2 separate regions of the Mus musculus genome follow, and region 2 is linked to region 1. The links are chromatin loops, found by intact Hi-C in ENCODE. Cell type or tissue: heart. All regions are shown on one strand. Each heading gives the region's core, and the rest is flanking DNA. Links, peaks and the distances in the headings are about the cores only. Region 1 has its middle 17 kb from the start of Rpl11. Region 2 has its middle 3.5 kb from the start of Asap3.

The links. Hi-C counts contacts between places; a loop is a spot of excess contacts. Peaks named below come from ENCODE experiments on the same cell type or tissue, not always from the same donor. Only the 100,000 strongest peaks of a DNase experiment are listed, where the experiment ranks them.
Region 2: a loop joins it to region 1, with 4 times the contacts of the local background. A loop is called at or near these places in 7 of 42 quality-filtered maps.

Annotation. Positions count from the first base shown.
Region 1 is chr4:136,067,710-136,072,100 of GRCm38, reverse strand. No RefSeq gene overlaps it. Among named protein-coding and RNA genes, the nearest start is that of Rpl11, 17 kb to the right of the region's middle. In heart, for the core only: a CTCF peak has its summit at 1,985 (motif pointing left); DNase peaks (open chromatin) are centred at 550 and 2,010; H3K4me3 peaks cover 342 bases; H3K27ac peaks cover 2,118 bases.
Region 2 is chr4:136,200,692-136,205,082 of GRCm38, reverse strand. No RefSeq gene overlaps it. Among named protein-coding and RNA genes, the nearest start is that of Asap3, 3.5 kb to the left of the region's middle. In heart, for the core only: a CTCF peak has its summit at 2,400 (motif pointing left); a DNase peak (open chromatin) is centred at 2,392; H3K27me3 peaks cover 2,155 bases.

The DNA of each region.
Region 1 (4,391 bases), core at 134-4,133:
CACTCTGTAGACCAGGCTGGCCTCGAACTCAGAAACCTGCCTGCCTCTGCCTCCCAAGTGCTGGGATTAAAGGCGTGTGCCACTACTGCACGACTGAAATCTCAATCTTGAGAAGATGAGGAAAAATGATGCATCTAGGCACATTCCTGCCCCCTATGAAGCTCTAGGATAAAGCAGGGCAGAGGTCAGTCTTCAAACACAGAACTGGATCGTGGTCTTGAACTTGGGGACTGGCAAGAGAGAGAATAATGAGGGACACATAAGGAAATATCCATGCTTCGCCAAGCCACTAGCATGTGTCGTGGGGGCCACAGGGTACACAAGAACAGGACACTGTCAGCCTCTCTCTCTCAGGCAGCGTTTGAAGGAGGTAGGGGACTGATATCCTTTAGCCCTCCGCCCCCGTGCGTCATGTGACTGGGAAGCAAGAAGAGGGTTGAGAAGGCACAGTGTGGTGACACACATCACATATTGAAGGTCAAATGAAAGCAGATTTAGCAGTCTTGTGGAGCCACTTCCCTGGATCTTGTGAAGTGGGTCAGAGCGCCCCTGGTGGACATACATGGAATGACAGTCTGCCCACCTGATGGTAGTGCTTTATAGCGCTGGATGCTTGCTAGGCTTGAGTTCTGCGCTGCACCAAGCTTGTGCCTTCATCTTCACGTAATGCTCAGACCTTTCACCCTGCGCTCCGTGTTGTTGTCATGGTCACTTTACAGGCCAGGGAACTGAGGCAGAGAGAGGGAAGGTGGTGGATCCAGCCAGGCTGAACTCTCACCTGCCTATCAACCAGAGCGTCACGCCCCTCCTTCGCTTGCATACGGGAAGGCTGGCTAAGTAAAGGAGGGGATTGGCCGGGACTGAAGCCTAAGAGCCACTGATCTCAGCTGCGGGGAGGACCTGGATCTCATTGCAGCAGAGCAGAGAGCACATTCTTAGGAGGAGGGGGATGAGGTCACAGGTGTTATCTTGAGAGGAGAAGGGGAAGAGAAAAACCAGTGGGGGAAGGGCGGGGGTGGGGAGAGACCATAATATGTGTGTATTTGGAGGGACGACAAGACAGGAGGATAAGGCCAGGGCAGCAGGCTCTAGGCGGTCCCTAGCTAGATTCACTCAGCAAACCTTTGGTCGGGTCCTGATAGAGCACTCAGGAGAAGATGGAACCACGTTGTGGAGAGGCCGGAGATGGGAAAGGAAGGAAGGGACCGGAAAGACCCTGGTTGGTGATGAGTGTGGTGAGCCCATGAGGGTGGCCAAGCACTGGGCTCCAGGAGCAGCTGAATAAAAGTTCTGTGGCTAGCCTCAAACTGCCCGTGTAGCCCAGGCTAACCTTGGCCTGCTCTGCTACCCCCACCTTCCCCAGTGCTAGGATTACCCGGTGTGTGCCACCACACCCAGCCTGAAATAAAAGGATTTTGGTCAACCAAATCTTGAGCCCAGCTTGGTAAACTTACTGAAAATCATGTAATTGCATGCTTAGAATAAGCAAGTGTGTTCTATAAGTTCTACTTTGTTATCTTTTTCTTTTTTTCTCTGTTTTTTTAATGCAACGGGAGGCGAGGAGACATGGAGTCTAAATGTTTTAGAGGCTATGATTCCAGAAAGGGCGAACATTCCAGATGGAGAGTGAGGGAGAAACCAGGCACCTGGCTGGAGGAGCCTGGCCTCACTGTTGGGCTGTGGTGAATCTGAACTGAGCAGACTCTTGTGCCAGAAGACTGTCTGCCTCAACCTCTAAATTTGGAGCAAATATCCCTCTCAGGGCCAGCCTCACTTCCCACACGGGGAATGTGAGACTCAGAGGGGTCAAGCAGACTACCCAGTCTCACGAGCATTAAAGGACAGAGGCGGAGAATGAGGTGCAGTCCAGGGCTGTCGCTCCAGAGCTTGGGCTCTCTGACTTCCTTGCTGCAGCAAACGAACAAGTCCTTGTAGAGGTTCCCGTGCGAACCCCGCGCTGGCGCTTCGCTGGTGCCTCCTGCTGGCGGAAACGTGGAGTTGGCAGGAGGAGGGAAGCGCTGACTTCTAGACGTGGCTCCCCTGGCAGTTTCCTCCCTTCCAGCATTGCCCAGAGGCTTGTAGTCAGGACCAGTTGTCTAGCTGTCATCTTTCCAACGCGGAGATCGAGGGACTTCTCAAAAATGACCCAGACGAGTAGAGAAAGACCCAGGTTTCCTGGGACCACCAAGTCAATCCCAGGGAGTTTGTTATGCTGCCCAGGGTCCCTCTCAAACTGTGTGTGTGTGTGTGTGTGTGTGTGTGTGTGTGTGTGTGTGTGTATGAATATACATGTGTAGATAGATAGATAGATAGATAGGATCCTTTGGAGCTGAAAGACATTACTGATGTGGGTGTCTTCAGTTCCACAGATCAAACCCAAGGCTTTGTGCATGCTAGGCAAACATTCCGTCACCAGGTTCTTTGTGTTGTGGGGGATTTCTTCAGGCTCCTCTTTCTGACTTCATACTGTTCTTTTATAGCCAGAGTAACCAAATCTCAGCGTCATGACAGGGTGTGACCTTTCTGGCTCACAGAACCAACCCAACCCCAAACTCTCCCTTCATGGTCTAAGCTGATACCAACAAGCCCAGCCTTATCTCATCTCTCCATGTTGTTTCATACTGGCTACTCGGCAGCTGTGTGTCCTTGCCGAAGTCCTTCAATCTCTCTGTGCTTCCACTCTGTCATCTCTGAAGTGAAATAAGCACCATCTACTTACCATGCCTGGGTGTGCAGGGTGGACAAGGGCCTGGGTGTGCAGGCTGGACAAGGGCCTGGGTGTGCAGGGTAGACAAGGGCCTGAGTGTGCAGGTTAGACAAGGGCCTGGGTGTGCAGGGTGGACAAGGGCCTGAGTGTGCAGGTTAGACAAGGGCCTGGGTGTGCAGGCTGGACAAGGGCCTGAGTGTGCAGGCTGGACAGGGGCCTGGGTGTGCAGGGTAGACAAGGGCCTGGGTGTGCAGGCTGGACAAGAGCCTGGGTGTGCAGGGTAGACAAGGGCCTGGGTGTGCAGGGTAGACAAGGCGAGGAGGACCCTAGGTACAATGCCTGGCACTAGGACACATTAGTATCTTGTGTGTGTGTGCATGTGTGTGCATATGCATACATATATGCACATGTATATAGTTTATATGTGTTTACATGTTTGTGTGTGCATGTATATGCATTGTGTGCATATGCATGCATGCATGCATGTGTGTGTGTGGTGTATGCATGTGTGGGGTATATGTGTGTGTGCCTATGTGTGTGTGCCTGTGCATGCGTGCATACATGTGTGTATATAGTGTATGTGTGTGTATGCATGTGGGTGCCTGTGTGTATGTGTGTGTCTTTGCTTAACTCTCACCTTTTTTCCCAACTAAAAACAAAACAGGAAGCAACAGGCCAACAGCTTGCTTTAATAGTTTGGGGTGTGGCTGGGCAGTAACTCACTTGCTCCTCATGTGCAAGGCCCTGGATTCCGTCTCTAGCAACAAAAACTAAAACACAATAAGGCAAAATAATGAGTAATCACGCGAGTCAGGACCCACTGGAGGAAAGCAAGAAATGACCTGGAGTTCACTAGAAAAGTTATAGTAGATAGTTAATAGGAAAACCACTGGAGGGTCTGGACACACAGCTCAGCATGTAAGGCTTCCTTCCACCAAGCCTGGCATTGAGGTCCATCCCCTGGACCTACACGGTGGAAAGAGAAAACCCACTTCCAAAAACTGTCCTCTGACCTCTACACACATGCACAGCATGCATGTGTCCAGAAACACATGTATACCGCACATGAATAAGTGTAAAAAGAAATTTTTAAAAGATTAATAGAAAATAGTAGACAAATTAATAAGGGATTGTTTATTAATAGCCTAATGCCTGAGGAGGCCAAAAGAGGACAAGGAATCCTCCAGGAACTGGAGTTAGAGATTGTTGTGAACCACCATGTAAGTGATGGGAACCGAGCCTAGGTCCTCTGGAAGAAAACCAAGTGCCCTTAACCACTGAGCCTTTAATTAAAAGCACTGACTGCTCTTCCAAAGGACCTGGGTTCGATTCCCAGCATCCACGTGACAGCTCATAACTGTGAAACTTGAGTCTGGCACCTTCATACAGACATACATGCATACATGTAGGCAAAACACTAATGCACATAAAAATAAATCAATCTTTTTTTAAACCCTCTTATTTTATTGTTATTATTATTATTATTATTATTATTATTATTATTATTATTATTATTATTATTATTTTAGACAGGGTTTCTCTGTGTAACCCTGGCTGTCCTGGAACTCACTCTGTAGACTAGGGTGGCCTCGAAGTCAGAGATCCACCTGCCTCTGCCTCCAGAGTGCTGGGATTAAAGGCGTGCGTCACCACGCCCGGTGCCCCTCTTATTTTTATGAGACAG
Region 2 (4,391 bases), core at 305-4,304, 130 kb before region 1:
TTAGAAATTTGCTGTGTGCATGAATGTGTGTGGGTGTGTGGGTGTGGGTGTGTGTTTGTGTGTGTACTCATGTGTGCACAACATGCAGGACACTGAACTCATGAGGGCAGAGGACAACTTTCAGGAGTTGGCTCTCTCCTTCCCACGTGGGTTCCAAGGATTGGACTCAAGTCATCAGGCTTGAGAGCGGACTCCCTTTCTTGTGTATCTGTTTATTTATCTTGAGACAGGGTTTTATCTAGACTCAAACTTAATGTGTAGCCATGGGTAACCTCACACTCCTGATCTACCTGCTTCCACCTCCTGGATGCTACTGCAGATATGGACCAGTACATCTGGGTTCTGCGATGCTCTCTCCGTGCTAGCCCTGAACTCTGTGCACTACACCTCTGAGAGCTGTCTGGGACTCTGCTTCCTAACTTCCTTCTTTCCTTCCTTCCTCTGTTTTCTTTCTTTCTTTTTGACAAAGGGTCTTACTATGTAGCCCTGGATGGCCTGAAACTCACTATATATACCAGGCTGATCTCCACCTCAGCAGAGCTCTGCCTGCCTCTGCTAGGATAAAGACGCGTGCCACCATATCTAGTTCATGCTGCTTTGTTTGCCTTCTATTTACCCTTCACTCTCTCCTACTACTGTGCAAATTCTGTAAGAAAAGAAGGGTTTTGTTCTGGTGAGGGCTTTGTGGGAGATCGGGTTAGGGTCCAGAGGCACAGACTGTCTGGTTGGATCCTGTCTTTGCTCTCTGTCTTAGGTAAGTAGCTCCATTTCCGTGGGTGCCAGTCTCCCCTTCTCTCACTGGTGGGACGAGGATGGCTTCCCTCCTGAGGTCGTCCAATCAAGTAGATAAGCGAAATGCAGTTTAGCCTTGGCACACCTTCGCCATGGTGATCATCACTCCCACAACTGATACACAGTAGGTATGCAATGAACATACCATGGTGTGGTGGTTTACCTGTGCTCAAAGTCAGCTGACCCAGGAGCAGAAAGGGCAGAACAAGAACCCAGGCTTATCTGAAGTCAGACTCTCTGCTTCTTTTGCTGCCGTGTGAGTTACCTTCTGGGGACAGGTTCTAGGTTCATCTCCAGGATGTAGGTAATCCATAATTTCTAGTGCAAATGAGAACTAATGAGGGGCCATGAGGCTGGCAGGAAAGAGGACTCCGCGCCCTGAGTCCGGGCTATGCTCTTGTACCCCACTCCCAGCGCCTTCTCGATCTAGCATGACCCGCCCACTTCTTCTGTTTCTCAGGAGAAAAGAACCAACTTCCATGCAGACTGACATCTGGCTGCTCCCATCACCTGCCTGCCCCAAAGGCTGTCCCTACTGCCCGCCAGCTCAGAGCCCCTGTAACTCCAACTCCAGGGGATCCAACACCTTCTCTGTCCTCCACAGACACCTGCACTCACAAGCACACACTTAAAGGCACATAACTTAATAAATCTAACAAGAGGGTATGAATATCAATCCATTTACACAACTGGAGTTCCTAAGAAGGGGATTTTCGTGTTCCCAGGACATGAACTAATAATGAAAGTAAAATCAATCGGTCCTCAGAGATGCTCTCTGTCTTGATCCTAGGCCCAATCCATATAATCCTCCCAAAATTAGCCCCCCACATGACTCACTTTGTCTTCTTGTTTATCCCTCACACTCTCTGTTGTGTTTTATAAAAAAGAAAAAAATCAGAATGTGTTTGTAGAGGCTCAGTATGGTGAGGTAGAAGGGGGTGCCTCTGCGGGCCCATGCTGAGACGTCCTTTTCCCTGAGGTACCAGCCATACCATACAACAGATATAGTATAGAACAGAATTTATTTAGGGCATGAGAAGGGGAGTTGAGGGAGAGGAAGGGAGAGAGAGAGAGAGAGTGAGAATGAGAGCAAAAGAGGAGAGAGGGAGAGAGAGAGGAGAGAGAGAGGACATATGGCGAAAGTGGGGAGGGGAATGGGGAGAGGAGGGACAGAGAGGGCAAGAGGGTAAGGAGGGGGCAGCAGCCCCTTTTATAGTAAATCAAGCATCCCTGGCTATTGCCAGGTAACTGTGGGGTGGAGCCTAGAAGGAATGCTAACTCTGCTGAGACATAGACGGACCCTACTGGACCTACTTCCTCTCTTTTCAAATCTTCCAGCTTGATAATTCCCTAACCTCAATTGCTCCCAAGAGTTCCTAGCCAAGAAACTGAAAAGTGCTCAAGAGTCAAACACAGTTGCTTCCCAGGGCTCAGAGATCTTTGTACAACCTCAGTTCAAGCCACATGCTGACCCTAATCTTTGAATCTCAATTCTTAAATTTCTTTAAGAGAGAACTACATATTTCCTGCCAGAAAGAGACCTAAGAGGACCACCCCCAACTTGAGCACCATACTTGGTGCCATGGCGCCCCCTAGCGTTGAATAGTGCGCAGCCTACACAGCTGGAAAGCAGAACACGGTAAGCAGTCTTGCGTACCCATTCGGGTGGGCCAGACTTCTGTAGAGCCCGCAGAACGGGCACCCCCACCCACAGAGCAGAAGCATAATTTTCTCCCACACACGTCAGTTTCCAGAGAACAGTGTGAATAGTTTAGATACTTCCAAAGTCAGATTCTCGAAGGGTCAGGGAATCCATGAACAAGTTTGGAATCTTCGGTATATGCAAACATCTAGGCACCATGGTGGAGCTTAAGAATAGGACTTAGGGTCCGTGAGATGGCTCTGGCAAAAAATACTTGCTTCCTGCCAAACTTGAGAAGCAGAGGCAGGCAGATCTCTTGTGGACTGAGGTCAGCTTGGTCTATGTAGAGAATTCCAGGCCAGCCATGGCTACATAATGAGACCCTAGCTCAAAAACAAAGAAATAAAACAAAAAAGCATGATTTCTTTGAAAGTCTGGAGATCTGAGTTTGATCCCAGGAACCCGTGTGTTATAAATGCTCTGGCGCGTGTGCACACATGCTCGCGCGTGCACACACACACACACATACACACGATCCCCAGAACCCATGCATTATACATGCTCTGGCACACATGTACACACATACACACAAATAATACATTGTAAAAGATATTTATGATGATTTTATTTTATTTTATTTTATTTTATTTGGTTTTTCGAGACAGGGTTTCTCTGTGTAGCCCTGGCTGTCCTGGAACTCACTCTGTAGACCAGGCTGGCCTCGAACTCAGAAATCCACCTGCCTCTGTCTCCCAAATTCTGGGATTAAAGGTGTGGGCCACCACTGCCCGGCCTTAATTTTTAAAAAAGATTTTATAATTTTATGTGTATGAGAGCTTTGCCTGCATATATGTATGTATACCACATGAGTGCCTGGTGCCTATGGAAACCATAAGCGGGCATAAATCCCCCTGGAATTAGAGTTACCATATGGGTGCTGGGAACCTAACCCATGTCCTCTGCAAGAACAACAAATGCTCTCACCCACAGAGCCATCTCTCCGGCTCTCAGTGGCTCACCTCTTAGAAGCCTCTCTGATTGGGGGGCTGTGGGTGTGATTTCGTGTCTTGCATGCTCAGAGCCCTGGAAATCCCAACAACTCATAAAAACAATGTGCGGCGGTGCACACCAACAATGCCCGTGATTTCAGCTCTAGAGAGTCCGGAAAAGAAGGCTGATAAAATCTAGGTCATCCTCTGCTACAGAGAGAGCTTGAAGCCAGCCTGGGCTACATGAGACCCTGTCTCAGAAAAAGGTAAAGCTGCAGAGAGGGCTCAGTGGTTCAAGGTGCAGACCGTTCTTGCAGAGGACCCGAGTTTGATTCCCAGCAACCATATCTGTTGTAATAATTACTCCATCTCAAATCAGGGGTTCTACCCCACCTTTTATCATTCAGTTCACAGATAAAAGACTCGACCTTTACATTTATAATAAGCCTAATCGGCACTATAGCTGAGCAGATATCCATCCTCCAAGCTATTAGAATCTACTTCCCCGTAAATAACCCTGGAGTATAACTTGCCATGTTCCATCTGGGCAGCTCTTACTCCAGCTGGCCAGCCCTCATGGCCATGTTTTCATGACTCACCTACCCCATGGCATCTTCTTTTCCCACACTCTCCCTCTCCGTGGTCTTCTCAGACCCCAAGCCTGGGAACCCAAACCCCACCTATCTCCCTTCTGCCCAGCTACACCCTGTAGGTGTCTTTATTCACCAACCAGGGATAACTTAGCAGTCGGGGTTACACAGTGTCACTTGAGTTTGTGCAGATTCTTTTGTCCCTTGGGGCAACCAGGCCTTGGCCGCCGTATTTAGCATTACAATGCATAGCAAAAGACTAAACCTCAACACATATCAGACAGACCACAACTTCCTATAACTCCAGTCCCAAGTGATCTTACACTCCCTTGACCACCTCATATGCTGACATATACATATAAATTAATAACAATAATA